2 separate regions of the Homo sapiens genome follow, and region 1 is linked to region 2. A link is a loop called in an ENCODE intact Hi-C map of the cell type or tissue named here. Cell type or tissue: OCI-LY7. All regions are shown on one strand. Links, peaks and the distances in the headings refer to the core of each region. The heading gives the core; the rest is flanking DNA. Region 1 overlaps MIR325HG (MIR325 host gene). Region 2 holds the start of MIR325HG (MIR325 host gene).

Region 1 (4,399 bases), core at 230-4,229, 83 kb before region 2:
GACATTTATGCAGCCAAAAAGCACATGAAAAAATGCTCATCATCACTGGCCATCAGAGAAGTGCAAATCAAAACGACAGTGAGATACCATCTCACACCAGTTAGAATGGCGATGATTAAAAAATCAGGAAACAACAGATGTGGAGAGGATGTGGGAAATAGTAACACTTTTACACTGTTGGTGGGACTGTAAACTAGTTCAACCATTTTGGAAGTCAGTGTGGCGATTCCTCAGGGATCTAGAACTTGAAATACCATTTGACCCAGCCATCCCATTACTGGGTATATACCCAAAGGATTACAAATCATGTTGCTATAAAGACACATGCACACATATGTTTAGTGTGGCACTATTCACAATAGCAAAGACTTGGAACCAACTCAAGTGTCCAAAAATGATAGACTGGATTAAGAAAATGTGGCACATATACACCATGGAATACTATGCAGCCATAAAAAGTGATGAGTTCATGTCCTTTGTAGGGACATGGACAAAATTGGAAATCATCATTCTCAGCAAACTATAGCAAGGACAAAAAACCAAACACTGCATGTTCTCACTCATAGGTGGGAATTGAACAATGAGAACACATGGACACAGGAAGGGGAACATCACACTCTGGGGACTGTTGTGGGGTCGGGGGAGGGGGGAGGGATAGCATTAGGAGATACACCTAATGCTAAATGACGAGTTAATGGGTGCAGCACACCAGCATGGCAGATGTATACATATGTAACTAACCTGCACATTTTGCACATGTACCGTAAAACTTAAAGTAGAATAATAATAAAATTAAAAAATAAAAAAAAGAGAAGGAACTGTAGAGCCAGACATGGTGGTACATGCCTGTATTCCTAGCTACTCAGGAGGATGAGGCAGGAGGAACTCTTGAGCCCAGAAGTTCAAGGTTGCAGTGTACTGCGATAGTGCCTGTGAATAGCTGCTGAACTACAGCCTGGAAAGCAATAGAGAGACTTACATTCCCAAAATTTTGAAAAAAGAGAAAGGCCTGTATAGATTCATCTGTCTATCTCTGGGGCCTAGCATGTGGCCATCAAATACGATGCAATCACTCAAATACATGTATATGACACTCTACTAAAAGAGTGATAAAAGAGTGAATGTAATAGAAGATTAGAATGCAATAGGAAGCCAGAGCAAGAATATTGAGGGCTTGAAATGAAGCTCCTCGAATCTATAATTTCTGACATAGGCTATGACTCTACACCTTTGTGTGCCATGCAAAACCGAACAACTTCAACATTGGGGTAACTCCCCACAATGTAGAAACTTTGAAAACCGTTCCTCCTTTAGTTCAGTGCCTGTATATTAAGTATTCAGCCTTTCTTAAAAAATATATTTGAGGAACTCATCGTTCCCAGGCACTCACTCCAATATGTTGCAAGCAATTTGATTGAAGTATTGCATATATCTTGGGCTTCAGACCAAGTGTGAGGAATTATACTCCATCAGAAAAATCATTGAGGCAGCTTAAAGTAATGGAAACTGGTGCTTTGGATTAAACCTGTCTCTTTCCATCTCTGTTTTTGGTGCCTGGATAATGCCTCTTGGGGGGAAAAAAGCAGAGAGTATATAGTTTGAATACCTTGGAGTTAAAGAGGGAAGAATGGCAAAATGGAGAGGAGGTTGAACAAAATATGTTCTAGTCTTTAATTCGGGTCCTAAATGAGACCTAAAGAGCAACATACAAATAAAATCTTCAAACCAGGGGCACCCCACATGTCAGTATATTCCACTGCCACCGCCCAAGCTTAGAAGATCTGCTCTTTAGACTGTAATACAACTCAGATTGAGCAAAATACCATGTACTCGATGGCTTAAACAACAAATACTTGTTTTCTCATGGTTCTGGAGTCTAGAAGTCCAAGGTCAAGATGTCAGGGTTGATTTTGCATAAGGACTATCTTCCTGGCTTATAAATATCACCTTCTCACTGTGTTCTCACACGGCCTTTCCTCTGTGCACGCACGAAGAGAAAGAGAGCAACCTCTGGTTTCTCTTCCTCTTCTTATAATGACACCAGGGGGGCATTAGGGCCCCACCATTATGACCTCATTTAACCTTAATTATATCCCTAAAGGTTCTATCTCCGAATACAGTCACACTGAGGTTACAGCTTCAACATATGAATTTGGGGATTGAGGAGATATAATTCAGTTCGTAACAGTATTATTAACCATACTTCGCTGATTAAAAGATAAACTGAATCTCAAAGAGGTTTAGTGATTTTCACATACTAGTAAGTAATAGAAGTCAAGACTAGAACTCAGAACTGTTAGCCCCTGGTCTTGCGTTCTTTGTATTATATTATGTTGCCTTATAAAATGAGTTAAGAATTGCTCCTTCTGTTTCTATTTTTTATTTGGGAGAATTTGTAGATAATTGGTTAAAAAAATATTTAAGGGTTTGGCAGAATTCACCAGTGAACCTATCTGGGTCTGATACTTTCTGTTTGGGAAGGTTATTAATTATTAATTCAATTTATTTAATAGACACATGCCTATTAAGATTATCTATTTCTCCTTGTGTGAGTTTTGGTAGATTTTTGTCTTTCAATGAATTGTCCCATTTCAAATAGGTTATCAAATTTGTGGTCATAGAGCTGTTCATAATATTCCTTGGTTACCCTATTAATATTTATGGGATTAATAGTAATGGTACCTGTTTCATTTTAGATATTTTCTCTCTTTCTCTCTCTCTCTTTTTTTTTTTTTTTTGAGATGGAGTCTCACTCTGTCGCCCAGGCTGGAGTACAGTGGCACAATCGTGGCTCACTGCAACTTCCACCTCCCGGGTTCAAGAGATTCTCCTGCCTCAGCCTCCTGAGTAGCTGGGATTACAGGCGTGCACCACCAAACCTGGCTAATTTGTAAATTTTTAGTAGAGACAGGGTTTCACCATGTTGATCAGGCTGGTCTCGAACCCCTGACCTCGTGATCCACCCACCTCAGCCTCCCAAGGTGCTGGGATTGCAGGCGTGAGCCACCGAACCCGGCCTTCTCTCTTTTTTCTCAGCTAACCTCACTAGAGGTTTATCAATTTTGTTAATCTTTTCAAAGAAACATTTAGCTTTATTGATATTCTCTGTTGATTTCTACTCTTTTATTATTTTATTGCTTATGGTTCTTTGGACTAAACCTAATCATTTTATAGTCTTTTAAGGTGGAAGCTCAGATGACTAATTTTAGATCATTATTTTCTAATATACACATTAAGTGCCATACATTTCCCTCTAATGACTGCCTTGGCTGTATGCAACAAAACTTGATGTGCTATATTTTCATCTTAATCTGATGCAAAATATTTTTAAATTTCTCAGAGCTCTTATTCTCCAGAGCTCTTATTCAACCTATGTGTTATTTAGAAGTGTTTTGTTCTAGATCCTTGAGGAATCACCACACTGTCTTCCACAGTGGTTGAACTAATTTACACTCCCACCAACAGTGTAAAAGCATTCCTATTTCTCCACATCCACTCCAGCATCTGTTGTTTCATGACTTTTACACAAAGAATTACAAATCATTCTATTATAAAGACACATGCACACGTGTGTTTATTGCAGGACTATTCACAACAGCAAAGAGTTGGAACCAACCCCAAAGCCCATCAATGATAGACTGGATAAAGAAAATGTGGCACATATTCACCATGGAATACTATGCAGCCATAAAAAAGGATGAGTTCATGTCCCTTGCAGGGACATGGATGAACCCAGAAACCATCATTCTCAGCACATTAACACAGGATCAGAAAATCAAACACATGTTCTCACTCATAAGTGGGAGTTGAACAATGAGAACACATGGACGCAAGGAGGGGAACATCACACACTGGGGCATGTTGGGGGGTGGGGGTCTAGAGGAGGGATAACATTAGGAGAAAAACCTAACGTAGATGATGGGTTGATGGGTGCAACAAACCACCATGGCATGTGTATACCTATGTAACAAACCTGCATGTTCTGCACATGTATCTCAGAACTTAAAGTATAATAACAAGTAGAAGTGAGTTGTTTAATCTCTAAGTATTTTGAAGTTTTCTATCATTCTGTTATTTATTTCTAGTTTGATTCTATTATTATCTAAGAGAAGACATTGTATAATTTATATATTTTTTAAGTTTGTTATGGTGCCTTTTATGCCTGAAGTGTGACCAAATGTGAGCTAGAGAAGAAAGTATATTCAAGGTGGCTGGCAAGATGACCGAATAGGAACAGCTTTGGTCTGCAGCACCCAATGAGATCAACTCAGAAGGCAGGTGATTTCTGCACTTCCAACTGAGGTATCTGGCTCATCTCATTGGGACTGGTTAGACAGTGGGTGCAGCCCATGGATGGCAAGCTGAAGCAGGGTTGGGTGTTGCCTTACCCAGGAAGTGC
Region 2 (4,399 bases), core at 244-4,243:
AAGCCATCTTCCTAAAAGACATCTTTCAACTCACAAGTTCCTAAGCCAAGTTATCTCACAAAAGAGTAAGTTTCCTTTCCAGGCAACCAAGTTTCTATGCCATGCTGAAGAACCTTTCTTTTTAACCTTTCAGGTATACAGCCATAGAGCCTCATCCATCTGCAGAAAAGATGCTGACATATATTGCACCAAACAGAGCTCCAACCCCACCTTCAATCTTGCAGCATTATGTCAGTCGTTATCAAAGCATCTGGCCCAGTGTCTCACTGCAGAGATTGTGCACAAATTAGAAATGCTGCAATCTATGAAAATTCATTCTTCATTCTCCATGTTTGTCAGCCCCTACCCTTCACATTGCAGTCCCAACAAAGGACAGAAAGGCAACCACATGGGAGAAATCCAGATAACGCAGGCCAATTTCTACCTCAGCCCACAAACGACAAGGAACTAGGTAGCCAGTCTTGCACATGAGAGATTAGATACTGTTCTAAGCCTACCATTTTCTCTTACACAGCTCTCTAAAACATCGCAAGGTATACTCCTCAACTCAATTCTAATTAGCTGACTCATTCACTTCCTGCCTTACCTATTATAATTAGCTCTTTTCTTCAAGATTTACCAATCCCTCCTTCTACCCTAAATAGCATCCCTAAACAGCTACACAGCATTATGACCGTCTACAGTTAAAAAGATGGAAAAGTTTTCATTCACGGTTTGGTATTCCGTTAACTTTGGCCTGAAGTGAGACCAGACACAAAGAATGCCTTCAGGAGCTGGCATGCAGAGCCAGGAATCACTGGGGCCACATACAACCTAGTCTCAGCTCCAGCCAGATGAAATTACTGGATGCTGTGAGGTCACATACTGCTTCCCAGACAAACCAAGGCAGAGCCCAAAACTCTGCATTACCTCCTCAAAATGGCCTCTCATATCTCACACAAAAAAAAAAAAAGCCCAACTTTGGGTGCAACTAGCAACTAGCCTCTTTTGAATCTCCCCTCAACAAACCCTGGCCCCTGTATTTTCCTGTCTTCTTATTTGATCTGTTTTCTATCCTGGTTCTCAGCTGAGTATCAACTTCTGTTAAGTACCTGATTCCTTGCTTTGGCTTGAATCAGCATAGTCTTCAGCCATCTTCCTGGGTTTACCGACCACAGGCTCGAGTTCTGCAGAATTGGTTTAAACTGGTCAAAATAGATTTGAACTGACCAGAACTGATTTTCTTTGTCAAAAAATATTTGAACTGATCAAGATCAACTTCTGACAATTTTAAACCCTTTTGGGCCAGTTTTACATTACTAATGCAGGAGCAAGCCACTGAGGGAATCAGGATGAACCAGGAATGAGATGAAGCTGCTTCAATCTGCTTAGAAGACCAGCAAGGAGGGGACAAAAAGGACCTGATGCTAAGGATCATACCATTTGTGGTGGTGGTGCTGGAGGGGGGATAAGAAAGGACCTAATAGTCCGAGAGGTAGGATCAAACTACTGTGGACCCCGGGGGAAGGACTAAAATAAACTGATGCTCAATAACGCAGGATCAAATCACTGGTGTGAGACAGGAGGAGGAAAGATGCTGATGCTCGCCAGACAGGATCAAACCACTGAGATGCATATGGAGCTGAATGGGGATGCTTGTCGATAAGGAGCCATCAAACCACTCTGGGAGAGGGAAGGAAAAGAAGAGGAAGAGTGAGATCGTAAAGGGTCTAGTAGTGTGTAAGACAGAGTCAGACCCCTGTGGAGGATTGATGACTAAGGGATGCTGTTCTAAGTAGCAGGACTAAACCACTGTGAAAGAGAGGGGAGCAAAAAGAAGCTGAAATTTCTTAAAGCAAACATAAATTCTTTATAGGAGAAGTAAACAAGAATATGGTGTTCTGTAAGACAGAATCAAATCCTGCTTTTATATTTAATAAAGCGTGTTTATATATATTATTATTATCATTTGTTCTTTACTCTCCCCTCTGATGGTTGGGTCAGACCATGTTCCCACAAAGGCTTGTGCAGTAATTCTCAGCTGCCCCTAATGGTTGCTAGGCAACAGTGCGGCAGCTGCTGGATGAACCTTGCCCTTTTGACATTAACCCCTGGGTTACTGGAAGGGAAATAAGATGTACATAAATGAAAAAAGTGGGGAACAAAGTGAGATGATGACATCAAATGCTAGGTGGGGAGAAGTGGAAGACAAATTCACAGACCTTCGAAAATAAAAGGGAGACAGTAAAGTAATTGGCGAATGATGGCTATGTGGAAGAAGCAACACTTTGACAAAAGTACAGTCCTATAAACTTAGAAAACATCAAGCCCAGTTCTACATAAGACTTCTGAGTCCTCCTATGACATCCCTAACCAGTGGTGCTTGAATACTTTACGTGAAAAAGTAGTAGTTGGAAAAAAGTAGTAGTTCCTGGACAACCTATTCCATTTTCCTATAACTCTAGTCATTTTTAAAAATTGTGAGCCCCAAATTTCTTCCCTATGGATTTCACCCAGAAGTCTGAATCCTGTCTTCTAGAGCAGGGGTTGGCAAACTAGGGCTTACAGGCCATACCCAACTCACTGCCTATTTTTGTAGAGAACATGAGCTAAGAATGGTTTTTACATTTTTAAATAGTTGAAAAAATAAAAAAAGAATAACATTTTGTGACATAAAAAATTTTATGAAATTGAAATTTCAGTCCATGAATAAAGTTTTGTTGGAATACAGCCATGCTCATTCATTTACATATTATCTATGGCTGCTTTCTTGCTACCACAGCAGAGTTTAGTAGTAGTAGTTGAGTGGTAGTAGACATTATGGCTCTCAAAGCCCAAAGTATTTTACTATGTGGCCCTTTCCAGAGTAAGTTTGCTGACCACAGATCTAAAGCAACAAAATAGCAGTTTTCAACAGGACTCTGCTTAAGTAAGAATGTAATGGGGATAGTAGATATATGACAGAGAGTTAAGAGACCTCACAGAGAATCCCAAATCCTCAAAGGGAGGAAGGAGATGTGTGCCAAGGTCCTCCAAGACCTTGAATAACTTCAAGTCATTTCCCATGGTCTCCAAGGGATAAGGAAGAGATTTAGCTTGTGTGGAGAGAGGGAGTCTCTAAGAATAAAGAACAGCTGGAAGTGAAGGTTTGGGTCAGACTGTTAAAGACCTTGAGCACAAAATACATTTTCTTGGCCATCCTGAAAGCAAGAGAAGAGCCACTATTGAGTTTCAGGTTGTGATAGGGTCGATTGACAGGGTAAAAGCAGGACCTGATGAGGATGATTCATGCTTCTAGATATCATTCTAGTTCTATCTTGGTTCTACACAAGTTGCACTGGTTTGAGAAGTTCAGGTCATTCTGGTCACTCAGGTTCAAAACCATCTCAATACAGCTACCCTAGTCTGAACGCAATCTGGTTGGAGGTCAGGCTCCTACAGTAAATGAAAGATGTATATTGGGTCAATTTCAAAGGATTTCTGCTTTAGAAGGCATAAGAGATGTGATAAGAACATCTTGTCACATCTTTCTCTGATTCCTACTCATTTTCAGGACCCAATTCAACCATACCTCCCGCAGGGTTCTTGCCCTCCTCTGAACTCCTTCAGGACTTCTTTGTACCACTCACATGGTCCTAACTTATACCCTTACTAATATTGAAAGTATCTCTTTGTGAAAATGGCCTGTTTCCCCAGAAAAACCTTGAGACCCCAGAGGAAAAGAATTATAACTGAGACTTTTCCGTGTTCCCATGGGATCTGGCTAGTTGGGAAGGATATTGATCCAATGATTTAGTGGTCTCTCAGTGTAGGGAGGCCCCACTTAGGGAACCTCAGGCACTTTGGGAGCTGTGTCTGCTCTCGTTACACACTCACCTTTCTCAACTAAGTAGGCTGTGAAGAGGTGAGGTCTAGTGATGTATCCCAGCCAGGCCTGGGCTACAATGACTACACAAAGAGCATATAGCTCTTTCTGGCCCTAATGCCACAAAGTCTCTGGCTCCCCATCATTCCTGCTTTCATAGGCTCAGGGATGAATGTCATGGTCAGAAAGACAAAGCCCACAGTTCTGATTGCCAGGTATCCAGTCCCATTTTCCATGGCCTCTGTTGATGTTGGACCCAGCCTTCAGGCTGGACTCAACAGACTCAGGATGAAAATAGGCCCTTGGCTGGGAAGGCTGGCTTTCCACAAAGTGCTCTTTCCCCACAATGGCCAAAGCAAATGTCGCCGGCCAGAGCTGAAAGCCAGCCAGCTGCTCCCAACCTTTGCCGGGCAGCACCAAGGAGGCCCAGAGTCAACAGTGCATGGACAGGTTTGCTATTTTATTCCTTCTCATTCCTCAGACATCAGATTTCCCTTTGGTGAGTCTAAACAACCAAAAAGAACTGAAGTCACCTCTAGCCTCTAGGAAAAAGTC

The links. Peaks named below come from ENCODE experiments on the same cell type or tissue, not always from the same donor. Only the 100,000 strongest peaks of a DNase experiment are listed, where the experiment ranks them.
Region 1: a loop joins it to region 2, with 5 times the contacts of the local background. A loop is called at or near these places in 1 of 110 quality-filtered maps.

What each region holds. Positions count from the first base shown.
Region 1 is chrX:76,929,720-76,934,118 of GRCh38, forward strand. The region is part of intron 2 of MIR325HG (MIR325 host gene); the gene reads right to left. Among named protein-coding and RNA genes, the nearest start is that of MIR384, 13 kb to the left of the region's middle. In OCI-LY7, for the core only: no CTCF peak of the experiment used is centred there; a DNase peak (open chromatin) is centred at 1,972; H3K27ac peaks cover 1,269 bases.
Region 2 is chrX:77,013,136-77,017,534 of GRCh38, forward strand. MIR325HG (MIR325 host gene) reads right to left here and starts at 1,397. Exons shown (of 3, transcript NR_110406.2): 1 at 1,092-1,397. In OCI-LY7, for the core only: no CTCF peak of the experiment used is centred there; a DNase peak (open chromatin) is centred at 2,026; H3K4me3 peaks cover 562 bases.